2 separate regions of the Homo sapiens genome follow, and region 2 is linked to region 1. The links are chromatin loops, found by intact Hi-C in ENCODE. Cell type or tissue: PC-9. All regions are shown on one strand. Links, peaks and the distances in the headings refer to the core of each region. The heading gives the core; the rest is flanking DNA.

Region 1 (8,124 bases), core at 2,101-4,600:
TGCGCTGCTCAGGAGCGCTGTCAGTATTGGCAGTTCTGCCTTTCCCATACATATCAAGAGTTGCATATCCCTGGTTTGAAAAGGGGCCAAAATGTAACCAGCTCATATACCCACAGGGCAGCCCTCCTGTCCCAGAGTCTGTAGCTTTTAATTCCCTCAATCAGTCAACTCTGCCCTGGTATGGCTCTCCAGAAAAAGCAAATTACACATGAATGCTGCATGAACTGATGCTGGCAGTTTTACAGATAGGGATGAGCTTCTTGGCAGATAACCTGCCTGGAATGGAGAGAATGGCAAGGGAAAGGCTGTTTTCACATCAATGCTTTCCTGGCCTCTTCCCTGGAGGAATCAAGCCCACTCAGAGCATGTATGGTGCATAGCCTTGCTCCAAATCTTAATAGAAAAGTTATCTACTTATTTACAATAAAACATGTGTCTTCTGTTGTTTTCATTAAAGCATAGCGTCTGAAAAAGTTTAACCTTTTCTTTAACTTGCTAGCAGATTTAAAGACACCTTAAAAAAATCCTGGCATTATTTTTTATATTCAAGAAGTTACAGAGGCTAATGAACTATTTAAGCAAAAAAACCTGTGTTAATATTGCTTGTACATTTCTGAGCTAAATTATTTTAGGGAGGATTTAATATGACAGTACTTAAAAGCCTTACCAAAGACATAAAAATCTCTTTATTGATGTATGACTTTTAGAATTCCTGAAAGACTTTGTTCCATATAAAACATTAATTCTTAAGAGTTAACAAATTTTGTGTTTTAGGCTATCCAACAACGTAGGCTTTAGTTCTGTCCAAGGCCCAATTCTCGTCAACCTTAAATTCAATATGAGTCAAGATTACAAAACAACCATCTTCAAAGCTAATCTCATTAGGCAGGTTTGTGGGGATGTGTGGGTGGGCAGCAAGGGGTGTTAACGGAAATTTATTCTCAAGAACAAAATTGGTTTTCCTTTTTTTTTTTTTGAAATTTTTTTATTATACTTTAAGTTCTAGGGTACATGTGCACAACGTGCAGGTTTGTTACATATGTATACTTGTGCCATGTTGGTGTGCTGCACCCATTAACTCGTCATTTACATTAGGTACACCTCCTAATGCTATCCCTCTCCACTCCCCTCACCCCACCACAGGCCCCAGTGTGTGATGTTCCCCTTCTTGTGTCCAAGTGCTCTCATTGTTCCTTTTGCTGTGATGTTCAGACTAAAACTGGGTCCTACAGTCAACTTTGGGTATGGAAACTAATTGGGATACATTCAGAAGACAGGATGATAAAGAATTCAAAGCCATGACTCATGAAAAACTGCCAAGAGCAGAGACGATGTAGGAGGATAAATACAACTGTCTTCAAATTCTTGAAAGGCTGCCGTGTAGGGTAAGATTTGTTCTGTGTAGCCACAAGGGATTGAGCTATTGGTGGAAATATAAGAAAACATTTCAACTCAATATAGGAAAGAACTTTCTTTCTTTTATTTCCTACAAAATATAAAAAAAATAGCTCTGCATGGTGGTGCATGCCTGTGGTCCCAGGTACTTGGGTGGCTGAAGTGGTAGGATTGCTTTTGAGGTCAGGGCTTCAATGAGTCATCATCATGCCACTGCACTCCAGCCTGGGCGAGAATTTTCTAATAAAGGACAGGGACAATTGTAAATGCTTTGAGAATTTATATTAAGATTGTAAAAAGAAAAGTTTTCAAGTTTATATTTTTAAAAAAGAAATGAATCTGTGAGAATGGGGGTACATAGGAAATCTCTGTACCTGCCTCTCAATTTTGTCTGTGAAACTAAAAGTGCTCTAAAAAATAAAGTCTTTAAAAAGAAATTAGGTAGCAAAACAGTAAACACTATGGTTTCAATATTAAATATTAAACACGGAGACTTGAACAGAGAATAGAGTTTTAGAAGTAATTAAAAAAGGTTTTGATAGTTTCATTGGGTACAATTAACCAAGTCCTTTATAAATAAAGGATACTTTGCTTATTTTATATGTACACAATAGGAAAAAATGTCAGATGGTTCAAGCGAACAGATCAATAAGTAATAACTAAATTTATTTAGTTGCAAGACTACAAAAAAGTAGGATAAGAGAGAAATAAGTCAATTTAACTAGTCTGAACTTTGAAACAAAAAAGAGAAATAAGTTATCAAAGGAATATTGGTTTCAGTAACCAAATCTGAGCTCTCCTCAAACATTTTTTATTGAAAAAATGTTTTGAATGATACATTCACAATTATTTTTATTATTTACTTCACATGAGAATTTTGTTTTATGCCATGATTTTAATATATTTTAAACAAGAAACCATACGTTTGGCTTAGTGATTTATTCAGACATTTCAATAAAGTTAAATAAGAGAAAATCTTATCTCAGCAGATGAATCCTATACCATAATGTTAATGCCTGTCTGGCAGGTTCAACCACAGAGCTTAACTACTTTACAGCTACAAAACTGATAACTGAAACCGGAGTCTTCCGTTGGGGTTCATTTCTTCTAGTTTTACCCATCATTTTTGGCATGTTCTACCATTTAATTAAAATAAGACTAAATTTCATTTAGGTACAAAAACATCCGATTAAAGTCTAGAATAAATCATCCCTATCAACACAACATAATTAAATACTGGTATTTTAAGTTAGCATTTACAAATACAATTTCTATCCTTATGCATTAGGGAATCTTAATAAAAATATATAGAATTTGGGATGAAAAGTAGATAACAAAGCCCTGAAAATGGTCTCAAGCATAGTGGTTTTCTTTCTCATCAACTGATATTTTTCTTCTTAAAAATATCCATGGTAAGAAGCAGAGTCATTTTAAATATCAATGTAATTGTAAAAGGACATAAAATTTTAAAACATTTTCAAAATTCTAGCCAGAATAAATAGAAAAAAAAGAAATATTGTAAGCTTATTCAGACAAATTTTGTTGTTTTTTAAATAAGAGAAAAATGGCAGGAAAAGAACCATTCAATACATCTATAGATAAAATACAGACAAATACATATATAAGACAAACTTTTTGGCAAGTGTATTTTATTAAATTCAAATAGTGGAAATTATCATTTTGAAATTTGGACAACAGGAAAGAAAATATCTTCTGTGTCATTTCTACATTTTTTTTCTTTTTTGACCCCATTGTCTTGTCTTCTCACCCTCCTTCGAGTCTATCAGCGAGGCCAGAGCTTTTTCATTGCAGCCTGTGGTTCTTAACCTTGGCTATGCATCAAAATCACTCTGCAGGTTTTTAATATTACTTCTGGGGCTATATCTTAGACCCACTGAATTAGGCCCTGAGGAGGGGCCTGGAAATTTGCAGTTCAAAAGTCTCTGCAGATGCTTCTGTAGCAGGGGGTTCAGTGCTTGGGAACCTTTGATCTATTATTAAAATAGTGATCTGACTGCATTTTTACCTGCAGAGTCATTCCCTGCCTTCCAGTCCACCTGGTTCAAGCCACTACTTCAATCTTCCTAAAGCATCTCTCTGATGACATCACCTTTCTATTTTAAAACGTTCAATAGCTCATAGTTGAGTTCCAGTCTATCTTTTTAAAGAGATTACTAGTTATCTTTCAAGGCACAGCTCAGAAGACACTTCCTCTAAGATGCCCACTTTCACCACCTGTGAGAAGTCATCACACCCTCTTTGGAATCCCCAAACATTCTGTATGACTAATGTGGCATTTGTAATCTTCACTTTTGTATTATAATTGTCTGCATATGTACAAACTCTGTATTCTGTGTACATATCTCACAAGTGTACATATTTAATTACATGAATTAATACATAAAAATACATAGAAAACAAAATAATATTCTTGAATTCAGAGATTTTATAAGAAGAAAAATAAATATTCCTAATATAGCACTTAAGCTGAATATATCTTTAGGCAAACATCAAAAGGTATAGGAACCATAAATGAAGTCAAATCAGCCTGAGCTGTAATTCATATGTCTATTTAAACTTATGTAAATGAGGGCATTTAAGTGGAAACATCTGTCTCTCTATCGATCTACCTATCTACCTATCTATCATCTATCGCTCTATCTATCTATACTCACATATCTATCATCTATCTATCTAACATGTGCATCAATACAAACAAATTATAATTTGTTGCTGTTATAGTAGGCTTAATGCATTAAACTGCTTGGTGGCTAATCCATATGAAAACATCTGTGCAGAGGCCATAGACTGTTATCAGAATAGATTCCAGGACAAACCAGGAAATAGAATTTTTCCATTGTGTTTCTAGTCCCAGTTATGCACCTCACTCTTCATTATCAGCACCACAAGCCATCTTTTTCCCACTCACAGAAATAGTTTCCAGGGTATCTTCACTGCAATACCCATTTCTCCAATGTAAAAGATCCACAATCATTTCCCAATGCCCCTTTGAAAATTTACTTTTATATATATATATGTATATCCTCAGAATTTTGATTAGTGATTAATTTGATAGGTGATCAAAAGAATAATTAATTGAACATTAATATCATCTTTTTATTTTGATAAATTTACCTATATTATCTAATTTATAGTCAGAATAACATTGTGAAATAGGTAAAAATTATTATCTGTATGTCACAAATGAAGAAACTGAAACTTAAAGAAATTAACTGATTTTCTCAAGGCAAACCCAATTCAATGCCCTTTACAACATACCCATTTTTCCCAAGATACTTAAATTTTTATGAGACTCCTAGAGACACAATAAATATTTTGGATAGCAAGATACCCTTCCAATATCCCCATGTATGTGACTAGTGATACATAAGGTTGATTTGTTCACCATCTATATCACTGGTTAATGGTTAGACTGTAATTACTATTAGTTTAATCATTTCATGTACCCACCATTGTGTTAAATAAATCACATATTTTACAAGATCAAATAAAAGTTGTAAAGAATCTGATTATCAATCAAGCAAAGCATAAACAAACAACTCATACTGGAAAAAGCTACTTAAATACTTATTCAGAGTAAAGAATGAATGAGGAATTCTGCATTTTATAAAAAATAATCACTGACCTCATTACAGGATATTTTTCAGTTAAACAATTGGAGAAATGAGCATACTAAAGCATTTTTGAAGCATGTATGGATTTTAAATCATTATGAGATCTAGAGAAAAAATATATAAAGTTCCTTAACTATAATAAAGTATTTAATATTTCATTATATAGAAGTTTAAAAATTGTTTCTTGAAGAAATAGAATTTTTTCAAAGTTTATGGATCTTCTCAAATACACAATTAATAAGACAAAAAGAGTGTATTTTGCTTAGTTTAAAATTAACTAATAGCTATAAGTCAATGTTAGATTTTACAATGAGTGTAGATTGATGCAAAATGAATATGCTTAAAAATTATTTTGAAAGAAAACAAAATAAATTCAATAATTAAATAAAACATATCTATGAAGAACAGAGAAATAAAATTTAGAATTTAGTTCTTAAAAATAAGCCTTCTTCATAAGAATTTTAAATGGAAAATCAAGATTATTGTGTACATTTTCTGTGACAAAGTTGAAATGTTCTATTTAGGTAATCTAAGAATAGACTCAATAACATCCAGTAGAAGTGAATATATTAAAAATAACTTTACTTATAATTAGAAGTAAAATATAACTTTCCAGTCTTATGTAAATAAATCTAATAGATGTGTAACATATTTTCAATCAATGGACATTTTCACTTGTATTTATCAATGTAGAGCATCTCTTAGAAAATGCTAGTTACTAAGTGGGTATTCCCAGTGATAATTTGAGGTGAGTTACAGGGCAACCCCAAGTGTGTGAGCATTTTCTCCTGCTTATTATATGAACACTTAGATGTCCTACCAACACATGATGCCCAATAAGCCAATAATTATAATTTTACTTATTTAAAACATCTCCCTTTTAAAGCATCTTTTTTAAAAAGTTCCTGTTATTTCCAAATTCACTGCCTTTACCTTTGCATGCCCCTGTTGATTACTGAGTCTTCAGACTACTTCCATTACATAATGATTTTCATTTATATACACTTCCTAAAATTGATATCCAGATTATTACAATAACCAAACTCTCTTTATTTTTAGACCTTCACAGAGCTGCTAGGAAATCTCTGTTAAATGTTATTTTTTTCAATGCTGCTTTATTCTCCACCACGTCTCAGCCTTGCATTCAAAAGTATCTATCATACCTGTCCTCTCAATGCTATTCTCTTTAACCTTATCTTTATTCATTCTGACATAGCCTTTCTTTTTCAGCAATTTCAGTGTATTTATCATTATCTCATAATTTCCTTTTTCTATTTATCATCTAGTGCCTTGTACAGTACGGAATAAACATTAGGTATTCATTTCTTAAAGAGAACAAGAAGAAAAAAAGAATACGAAAGGAAGAAGATGGGGTAAAAATATATGAATAAATCTATTTTCACTTTGTAAAATATCACAAATGACAGATACACCTAACATTCCATCCCTGATATTATCTTTCTTATATATCCCAATTCTAAATTGTATTTTCCAAGTGTTACAGAGAAAACTTTCAGAAATATGGAAACTCACCTGGGAAGTCATGAATATTGGAAGTCAGACACGATGTCATCAATTATGTTGGACTTTGAGCCTTGTAGAAGACTTTATGATTCTATTAATACAAATTTTTAGGTACTATTGTCAACAAATATTCATCACATTTAGTAATTTAACAAAGTAGGTAGTCCCAATGGGGAGCCTCTAGGACTCCATCACTACCATGTTTAGAATAAAGTGAAAGAAATGAGGCAATCGCAAATGTTTCCCCAGCATTTAAGTCTCCTCACTTTCCCAAGGTGTCACCAACATCATGACCAAAAAGTCTCAGAGAGGCTGGAGTTGTCTTTACTTATCTCCTCACCCCACACCATTGTGTTGACTGGTCCCATGACTGCATTGAAACAGCCCTTGCTGGGATCCCGAAAGACTTCCATATTACTAAATCTAACAGACATTTTTCAGTTTTTAGGTGATCTCAAAGGAGACTGTTTTTTTTTTGATACAGCATCTTCTCTCACTCTTAAACCATGTCTTTCCAGGTCTTCTCTCACATATTTGCCTTATTTTAGTCTTTCCTCTATCAGCTTGCAGGCTTATTCTCGTGTACATAGACATGAAATGTTGGCGCACCCCAAGGTTCAGTCTTAGGCTCTCCATTTTTTTATTGTATACTTTCTTCCACATCCACAGCTTGAATTACTACCTAAACACAAATTATTTTCTCTGAGCTCTCAACCAATATATTCAATTTTCTATAAGACATCTCTCCTAGGATTTATTTCCAAACACATATTCATGTCCAAAATCAAATTCACAGCCTTCCCACACACTCAGTGTGTTTTCTATCTCAATGAATAACACCCACATCCGTCTAGTTGTACAAGCCAGAAAACTCATCTTGACAACAAACTAATCTGTCTACATCCACCTTAGTGCTACTTTCACCTATTTACAACACTGAAGCTTGGATGATAATTTAAAAATCAAATCTGATCATTTTCCTCTCTTGTTCAACACCTTTCAGTGGCCTTCCATTACTCTTAAACAAAATCTCACCATAATCTAAAAGGCCCTGCATGATCTGGCTATGTCTACTTTGATCTTTTCTTACACATGCCTTTCTGCATTGCCTGAACTTCCACATACAGGGGACTTTTCATTCTCTTGTCTGCCCTCTCAATAATTTGCCTGGATTCTCTTTCCCATGCACATTATCTAGGTTATTTCCAGTTTGTCCTTCTGGTGTCAGCTCACATGTACACTACTGGTGAAAGCCTAGATTCTTCGATAAGGTCAAGTTTCCTTACTATGAGCTCTCAGAACACGGTATATTTTACCCTCTTCTGTAGAATTTTTCAGAGTTGTAACTTTGCGTGTTTTTGCAATAATTATCTAATTACTCTATTTGTCTAGACTGCAATTTTCATGAAGGCAAGGGCTTTGCTTGTTGCGTGTTTACTCCCTGTTGCATGCAAAATTCAACAACTTACATTAAAAAATCAATATACACCAATTGAATGAATCAACAAATAAATGTTTGCAGTCTGAACCAGATGGATGTAAATATCTAGGGATTTAAGATGAGCTGAGA
Region 2 (8,028 bases), core at 2,794-5,293, 170 kb before region 1:
CACACACACACACACACACACACACACACACACAGGCCCAAAGCCACTGTGATCTGAATAACCTTCTGATTCTTCTGTTCTCTCCATGTTTGCGCTCCTCCAATCTATTCAGAGTGCATAAGTAATTCTTTTAAAACCTAAGTTAGATCAGGTTCCTTCTTGGCTTAAAATTTTGAAGTCTCACCATGGCTTATAAATCCCTCTGTAATCTGTGCCTTTCCCTCCTCCAGCAAGTCTTTCAACTTCGTTTCTTTTTATTTACTCCCTTCCTCAGCCACTCCGCTCTGGCCACACGGTTTAAACTGCATGAAAGCCAGCCTTTGCTCTGCTGACGTTCAGTGCCTAAAACAGTGCGTGGCATGTCTCTACTAATTATTATTACTAGTATCGTTTTGTATGCCTGTTTCCTGTTAACCTGTCTATTGTCAGTTTGTTTTACAGACTCAAATTATTGAACCTTCCGAAGGGGGTAAGGAAGATTCCCTTCACCCCTAAACCAACTTCTTGTTATCTAGAAAATTACTAGTAATAATAACTGGCTAGTAACTAGCCAGTTACTAATAATAACTAATTAATAACCAGTAGCAGTTACTAGTAATAATAACTGGCTTATATAACCCTGATTTTGAGACCAATGCTAGTCTATGTTAATAACATATTAATCTCATTTTTTCCTTACCATAATCATAGGAGAGAGGCCTGGTTATTATGCTAATTTTACAAATAAAGAATTAAGGCACAGAGAGGCAGTAGGCACTCAATAAATATTGGTTGTGTTATCCCATTCAACTAATAGTCACTGAGTGTACCCTAAGGGCCAGTTCTCCAACTTGAAAACTCAGAGGAATATCAGTTTGTGTATCTCAGGGAGTTTCTGTAAGAGGGAGGAAAAAATGAACAGTTGAAAGCAGGAAAGTGTTAAATATAAAGCCCCATGCAAATTGTTCAGATGCCCTATTTCAATTACTTTCACTTGGAATATTTTGGTTAACAAATTACTATACCTGAGCTTCTATCATGGATTGTCACTATTTTACTCCTTTTCATCCAGCTGAGACATCACTTTCTTCAGAAAGTGTTCCTTCAACTCCCAGAATGAGTTAATGCCATTCTCTTCTGTTATCCCTCTGCCTGGTGTATGTTACTCACCACTGGGCTTGATGCACCTTACTCATTCTTTGCCTGCAAAGCTTCCCCTCCACCAGACTAGGAACTCTCTGAGGACAGGAACTAGTCCTATTCATCACTCAATTACAAGTCAGACATACAGGAGGTGCCAAATACATGCTTGTTAGATGAATAGATGAGACAGCAACACAAATTGTGACTAACAACTTAAAGAAATATAATATTAACATAAATGAGCATTAAACTGCACATTCAAGAAGAGAAAGTTCATTTGGTTTCCTGAGATAGAATTCAAATAAATGTCCTATTTAGATTAATTACCATAAGTTAACGAGTTCCATAAGAGACTTGTGATAACTCTCCTTCTGCTTTTTTAATAGCTGTCCCATAAACCTGACACTGAAGTTCCATTTGCAATGAAAGTCACAGAATAACCATGACTATTACAAATTTTGGAGATGGATTAACTGCTCTGCAAACATAATGCCAGCAACTTAATTCAAAACAAAGACATATTTTAGAATCATAAAGCTAGAAAAGGCCCGAATTGTGTACTAACACAGCTGTGAAGGTAACGCTGCAGACTCGGTTTCAGTTTTTCATTTGTTTCTGACTGTTGTAACTCTGGTTTTTTATACTTTAGTTCAATCCTATCAGGCTATTTCAAGCTTGTCAGAATATAAAGTCAAAAGAGTATTACAATGGTGATTGGAAAGAACATAAGATTAATTTGAAGTAGAAAAAAGGCATTTTATAAATGAATGTGAAATGCCTGGAGGCCTACCAAGAATACCCGGCCATGCATTAGTTTTTCAGCTTAGATATGCTGCACACAGCACGCAACAGCCTTGGGAGAAAACCCCACATCACATGTCATTGGAAGCTGCTCAGCCAGGCACACAGAAAGGCACCTTGCACCAATGATATTTGACAACCCCGGCAGTGATTTTTCTGCTTCAGTGGCTAACTTGTGCAAAGTCACGGCAAGCCAACACACAAATAGTTCACAAAGAACTAAGCTGTTAGGATCATCTTTACAAGGCAGTAACCATGATGCTTCTTTTAATGAACATTTCACATCCTGCGAAGCCAGGAATGATTCAACCACTAAAATGTCCAGAAAAGGGAATACTAAACTTCTGGGGATGAAAGAAAGTTTCTAACAAAAATGCTATTAGTTCAATATTCATTTTAATCTGCAGAAAATATTTTTCGTCACCGTGTTCTGAGATTGGTACTTCATTCCTCAGTATCTTTTAATCTAAACTAATCACATTTTATATTTCTAGTGCCTGATAGAGAGTAGATATCTTGACAGGAAAGTAGGAAAAATGACGGAGGCTAAAAAATTAGTCACAGGCTCACACACACACATATACCTATACACAGCTCCCTTGTGCCAGACAAGTGTTAGGTTTTTCTCATGTATTTGATCACATTTATATAACAATGATGATGATGATGATGGTGATGGTAAATTGATCACAGATCACTTTATTGATTTCTTCTTTATGTTCTAGATTCTTTTCTAAGTGCTTCACATGAATTATCTTAATTAATATTCACAATAATCCTGTAAGGTTAGTAAACTGCTTGTAGAGTAGTTAAGTAATTTAGTCAATATTCAGACTGACTAGTAACTGGAAGATCTGGGATTCAAACCTGGTGATCATATTATGGGACCCTCAATTTTCTCCTTAATTAATTTAATCTTAGAGTTCATCTTGTCCACTAATTTTTACAAAGATTTCTCTGAGTTGTTCCAAAGTGCTTCTTGAAATGTCTCTGAGGATTTGGGGAGAGTACTCAAAGTCCCATCTCAGGCTCAGGTTTACATATTTAACATTTGCTTAAAATTTCAAGTGAATAAAGGACTGTAGGAGTCAAAACAGACCTGATAACTGCTGTATTGTTCTTGTTCAATGTTTTCATTTACATAGATGAGGAAACTGGAGCCTGGAGAGGTGAAGCTCAGAGTCCCAGGTGTTATGGTCCTACTCCTGGTTACTGGCAGTTCTCTAATTAGGACCCAATTCCCTAGACTTTGGTTACATCTTTCTATGCCATTGTGAGCCCAAAGAAAGGTACACATCACTGACAGAACATGGTCATAACACTTCAGTGGCCTCCACTGTGAGCACTGGAGGAGGTGTCTGCCCTGGGACATGGCCAGTTGCATTTTCCACCACATATAAACTTCCTGGATGACTTAAAAACCAGAAGAGACGGACTAAGATTTTCAAGCATAAGAGTCATTTTTGTATAGGCTGAGCATCACTAACACAAAAATCCAAAATCTGAAATGCTTCAAAACTTGAAACTGTTTGAGCACAGACATGACGCCACAAGTGGAAAATTCCACCTCTGCCACATTAATTTTTCACTGTAGTAATGGTATGTCATATTTCTTACTGCTAATACTTATGTGTGAGTAACTGCAAGAAAATGATTGCTTATCATTAGCATATAAATTCAGAGTCAGGAATGATGGTGATGCCAAACAACTACAGGTTGTCCACATAGGTGGCTGAGACAGTGACACCTCTGCTTTCTGATAGTTCAACATACACAAACTTTGCTTCATACAAAAATTTTAAAAAATATTGTATAAAATTATCTTCAGGTCATGTGTATAAGTACTCTATGAAATATAAATGAATCTTGTGTTTAGATTTGGGTCCCAAACCCAAGATATCCCTTTATGTATATCAAATATTCCAAAGTTTGAAAAAAATCAAAAAATTCAAAACACTTCTGGTCCCAAGCATTTTGGCTACAGGATACTCAACCTGTATTATTTTCTTTATACATCTGATTAACTACTTTATCTATATCAAATTCTATAATACACATCAAAAAAATTAAATCATAAGCTTAAGGTTAAACAATTTTGTTCTTTTTAAAATTTTACTTGTAGTATATAATTGATATATTACACTGGTATCAAAGTTATAGATTGGCCAATTGTACAGGCCTTCCTCTGAACCTTAGAAAACATCTACTAGTATTCATAAAGAGCATGTAGTGTAGAATTATGGTTCTCAAATGTTTTTAAGCTGTCATATCCTCTGCAAGTCCAGTGTGAATATCACTAAAAGTGAAAGAGTGCAGCAGTCAGATATGGACTTTAATCTGGACCTCAGATTTAGGCAAAGCACTGAGCCTCTTGGAGTCTCGGTCTCCTTACATAGAATGATGGAGTCACCACTGCATGGTTATTTGGAGGGTATCAGGTTAATTATGTAAGGTAGTTGGAGACTAGTGTATGTTCAACTAATTCTCACTATTAAAGTACCATTTACCCTCATAATATCTTTATGCTAATTATGTTTTTATTCCTGAAATTTTAATAATATCTAGATGAATGAATAAACTATGTGTCCATCAACATTTATGGAATATTTATTCTAGGCATAGTGACAATTGTTTTATATAGGCAATATTAGTACATTGCATCACAGTACTGTGAAGTAGATTCCACTTTATTAATGAAAATAATGAATCTTTAAAAGGAGAAATAACTCTTTTAAAAAATTCACATCTGGTAAATAGTTACATCTGAACTGCTCCACACCTGATCTCAAAGCACACCAACAGCTACTCTATACATATGCACTTCTGTGACATAGGACACCCTCAACCTGCCTCTCTCCTTGACAAACTGCTGTTTTAGTTCTTGTTAGGAGATATGCTCATTTGTGAATCTTCCATTGTGATTTTGATTTTATGAAATACAAAAATAATATTACAAAGGATGTCCACTTCCATGAACACAAAGATGTTCGTGTTGACATCTTTGCATCAGTGTTCTCTCTCTCCAAGAATCAAATATTAGATATCAGCTAAAGCTTCTTCTATTATTTTGCCCTCCCTTCCTTCTCAAATGCAATCATTTTGCTGAAGTTGGTGTATATTACATCTCCACATAATTTTATATTTCATAAAATATGGATATCTATATAAACAATATATGTAATGCTATTTTCTAGACTTAAAGATTGTATATAAATGCATTTTTTACATTAATATACGTTTTACAACTTTAAATACTTTAATACTCTTATTTTTAGCAATTTGCTTTTTAAAAATCATATGGCTAGTATAGTATTTTTCAGCCAATACTATTTATCTGTTTTCTTACTAAAAATAATTATGTTGTTGCTATGTTTCACCTTTACAAAGGGAGCTGACCTGAGCATCCTGGCCCATAACTCCTTATGGAAATGTGTGGGAGCTACTCTAGGGGATTCATCTACTAAAACTGCTGAGTCATAGCTCATAAGCCTGTTCAAATTCACCAGGTGTTTTGAAGATACTCTCCTTTGCAGTGGTACTAATTTATACTTCAGTCAGTAATGTATATAAGTCTTATCTTTTCACATCTTCACTAGTACCTTGGTTTTTAAAAATTAATTAATTTCAATCAACCTCCTTTATTAATATTTCAGAAGTTGCTAGTGAGCTTTAACGTTTGATATATTTATTGACATTATAATTTTTTCCTCAATGAAATATCTGATGTTATCTTTTACCTATTTTTCTTCTGGATTATTTATTTGTTTTTTAAATATATTTTCTTAGTCTTGACTTGTTCTTTCATGTTTTTTACCTTTTTTTTCATTTGTGTCTGTTTGTTTCTTTTAATCCTCTTGGAGTTATCTTTGACAATCATTTCTTTTATTGCTTATTTTATTTTTGTTTTTTCATTAAAAAATTTTTCCTTTACCTGGAAGCTACTCAAAGCCTGAGAAGACGTGTTCACCTGGCAAGGACCATTCTCACAGGCAGGTTTAGCTCATATACCCCTCAGGCCAGGCTTTTCTCAGAATCTAACACATGCACTGGGGCCTCACCTTGGACCTCCCCTAACTGGTCCCTGCCTCTTCCTTGGCTCATGAAGTAAAAATTCTTGCCTTAGCTCTTTCTTTCAATAGTTCAGCAGGGCAGGAGGCCTTAGCAGCTGATTGGCTCAGATACAGCAAGCAGCAAGGGTTCAGGGATATATTCAAGCCATCCTCTTCCCATAATTCTCTGATAGCTATTTTCCATCACTGCTCAACTTATTTTCTTCGTAACACATATTATAAGGTATATGTTTATGTATATATTATTTTCTTATTCATTTATTGTCTGACTTCTGCTCTGTTGTACCAGTTTCCTGAGGATAGGGATCATGTCTGTTCAGAGCTAACATACTTGTGCTTAGGGTACTTCCTGGGATATAGTAGGTGCACAAAAATTTATGGTAAATGAACTAATAAATGAATGATTAGATTTTCTTATTCTCCCTGGAAAGTTGCTATCCTGTGATGTTTATTGAAGCTACTTCTTGCAGACTGTTGAGTGGGAGATGGGTCTCTAAGCCTTTGTGGAAACATACAGAAAAGAAGACAAAGGACACCAACCCACAAACATTTTTAAAAATAATAAAAGATTAAAAAATGACAAAACTCTGAAAAAAGGCTATATAACTTCCTCTCTAAGAAAGCATCTATAAAAGGTCAAAATTCCTTCCAAAATCTGTGTTGAATTCACACAAGCCTTTCAATAGATGGGCATTTGAGGTCCAGCTTACTACATTATTCATCTTGGCCACAATAGTTTCAGTAGGAAAAAGTTTTAATGTCAATGTATGTACTACTTCTATTTTGTAGAAAAATAATTTTCTATTTTTTCTATATATTTTTGTATTTATTTCAGGTTTGAAAATAAGAGGCTTATTGTGACAAATACTCCTTTACAGTGAGATGAATTCAATGGTAAAGCAGTCACTTGTGCTCTTAGAAGCTCCTGGGGAAAGCAGAGCAGAAGTACTTGAATTGACAGAGAATATGCTCCATCAGAGAAACAAATTGTTAATTTTAAATTTGATAGGAAGAAGAAACTGTGGAATACAGAGAGAAATGAGGACGAATGACTAGATACAGAATAGGCCTCACATGTCACTTGTAGAAAAAGTGAACTTGGGCTGGGCACCGTGGCTCACACCCGTAAGCCCAGCACTTTGGGAGGCCAAGGTGGGCTGATTGCCTGAGAGCAGGAGTTTGAGACTAGACTGGCCAACATGATGAAACCCGTCTCCACTAAAAAATAAAAAAATTAGCTGGGTATGGTGGCAGGTGCATATAACCCCAGCTACTTGGGAGGCTGAGGCAGGAGAATCAGATTAACCAGGAGACAGAGGTTGTAGTGAGCCAAGATCATGCCACTGCACTCCAGCCTGGGTGATAGAGTGAGATTCTGTCAAAAAAAAAAAAAAAAGTGAATTTGTGTGACATAACAGTGTCTCAGATTCCACTGTGGAGGTAAAAATGTAGTAATTTGCTTTTTTCTTTTCTTTATAGATTTTATACATGAGCGTTAAAACGTTCATAGGTATATGGCCTACTCTGGAAGGGGAGAAGACACAAGGGGGCTGAGTAGTAAGCAGCAGGTTATGTGTGCAAGGTGCACACACACGTACACATGCATATGCACAGGCACACAATAGCTTTTGATATAACATATAGCTCTTCCAAGATCTCTGTCTTTTTAAAATCTTTTCAGTCCCAAACTTTTATCAGTTCCTTTACAGACCCATTCCCACCACCCTCAGCCTCTGCACTGACCTAACATATAGCTCTATACCATCTGAAGAGTTTTACAGCATGACCTAAATCCCCCATCTAGTCACAATAGTATCCTCTTTAATCTGCTTTTATCATAAACCCATGTCTTGGCTGTAGACACTCTCCAATCTCACATCCATTACAGGATTCCTAAATTCCTTGTCCCATCTGTCATCTTAAACTGTTTTGACGAAGTATTGAAAGTGGAAGGTACTAACCTAGTTAGTCTACAGCATCCTTGTGGCTGCTAGGCAGCCTCTCGGGAGCTGTTATATCCAAGTAGATGGCTTGT

What was found. Hi-C counts contacts between places; a loop is a spot of excess contacts. Peaks named below come from ENCODE experiments on the same cell type or tissue, not always from the same donor. Only the 100,000 strongest peaks of a DNase experiment are listed, where the experiment ranks them.
Region 2: it touches region 1 in a loop (2.1-fold over the local background); 1 of 110 quality-filtered maps calls a loop at or near these places.

What each region holds. Positions count from the first base shown.
Region 1 is chr12:78,910,474-78,918,597 of GRCh38, reverse strand. The region is part of intron 1 of SYT1 (synaptotagmin 1); the gene reads right to left. The region is part of intron 6 of LOC105369863 (a long non-coding RNA gene); the gene reads left to right. Among named protein-coding and RNA genes, the nearest start is that of SYT1, 50 kb to the right of the region's middle. In PC-9, for the core only: no CTCF peak of the experiment used is centred there; a DNase peak (open chromatin) is centred at 3,427; H3K27ac peaks cover 822 bases.
Region 2 is chr12:79,080,745-79,088,772 of GRCh38, reverse strand. The region is part of intron 3 of SYT1 (synaptotagmin 1); the gene reads right to left. LOC105369863 (a long non-coding RNA gene) reads left to right here. Exons shown (of 7, transcript XR_007063385.1): 3 at 1-8,028. Among named protein-coding and RNA genes, the nearest start is that of SYT1, 220 kb to the right of the region's middle. In PC-9, for the core only: no CTCF peak of the experiment used is centred there; no DNase peak of the experiment used is centred there.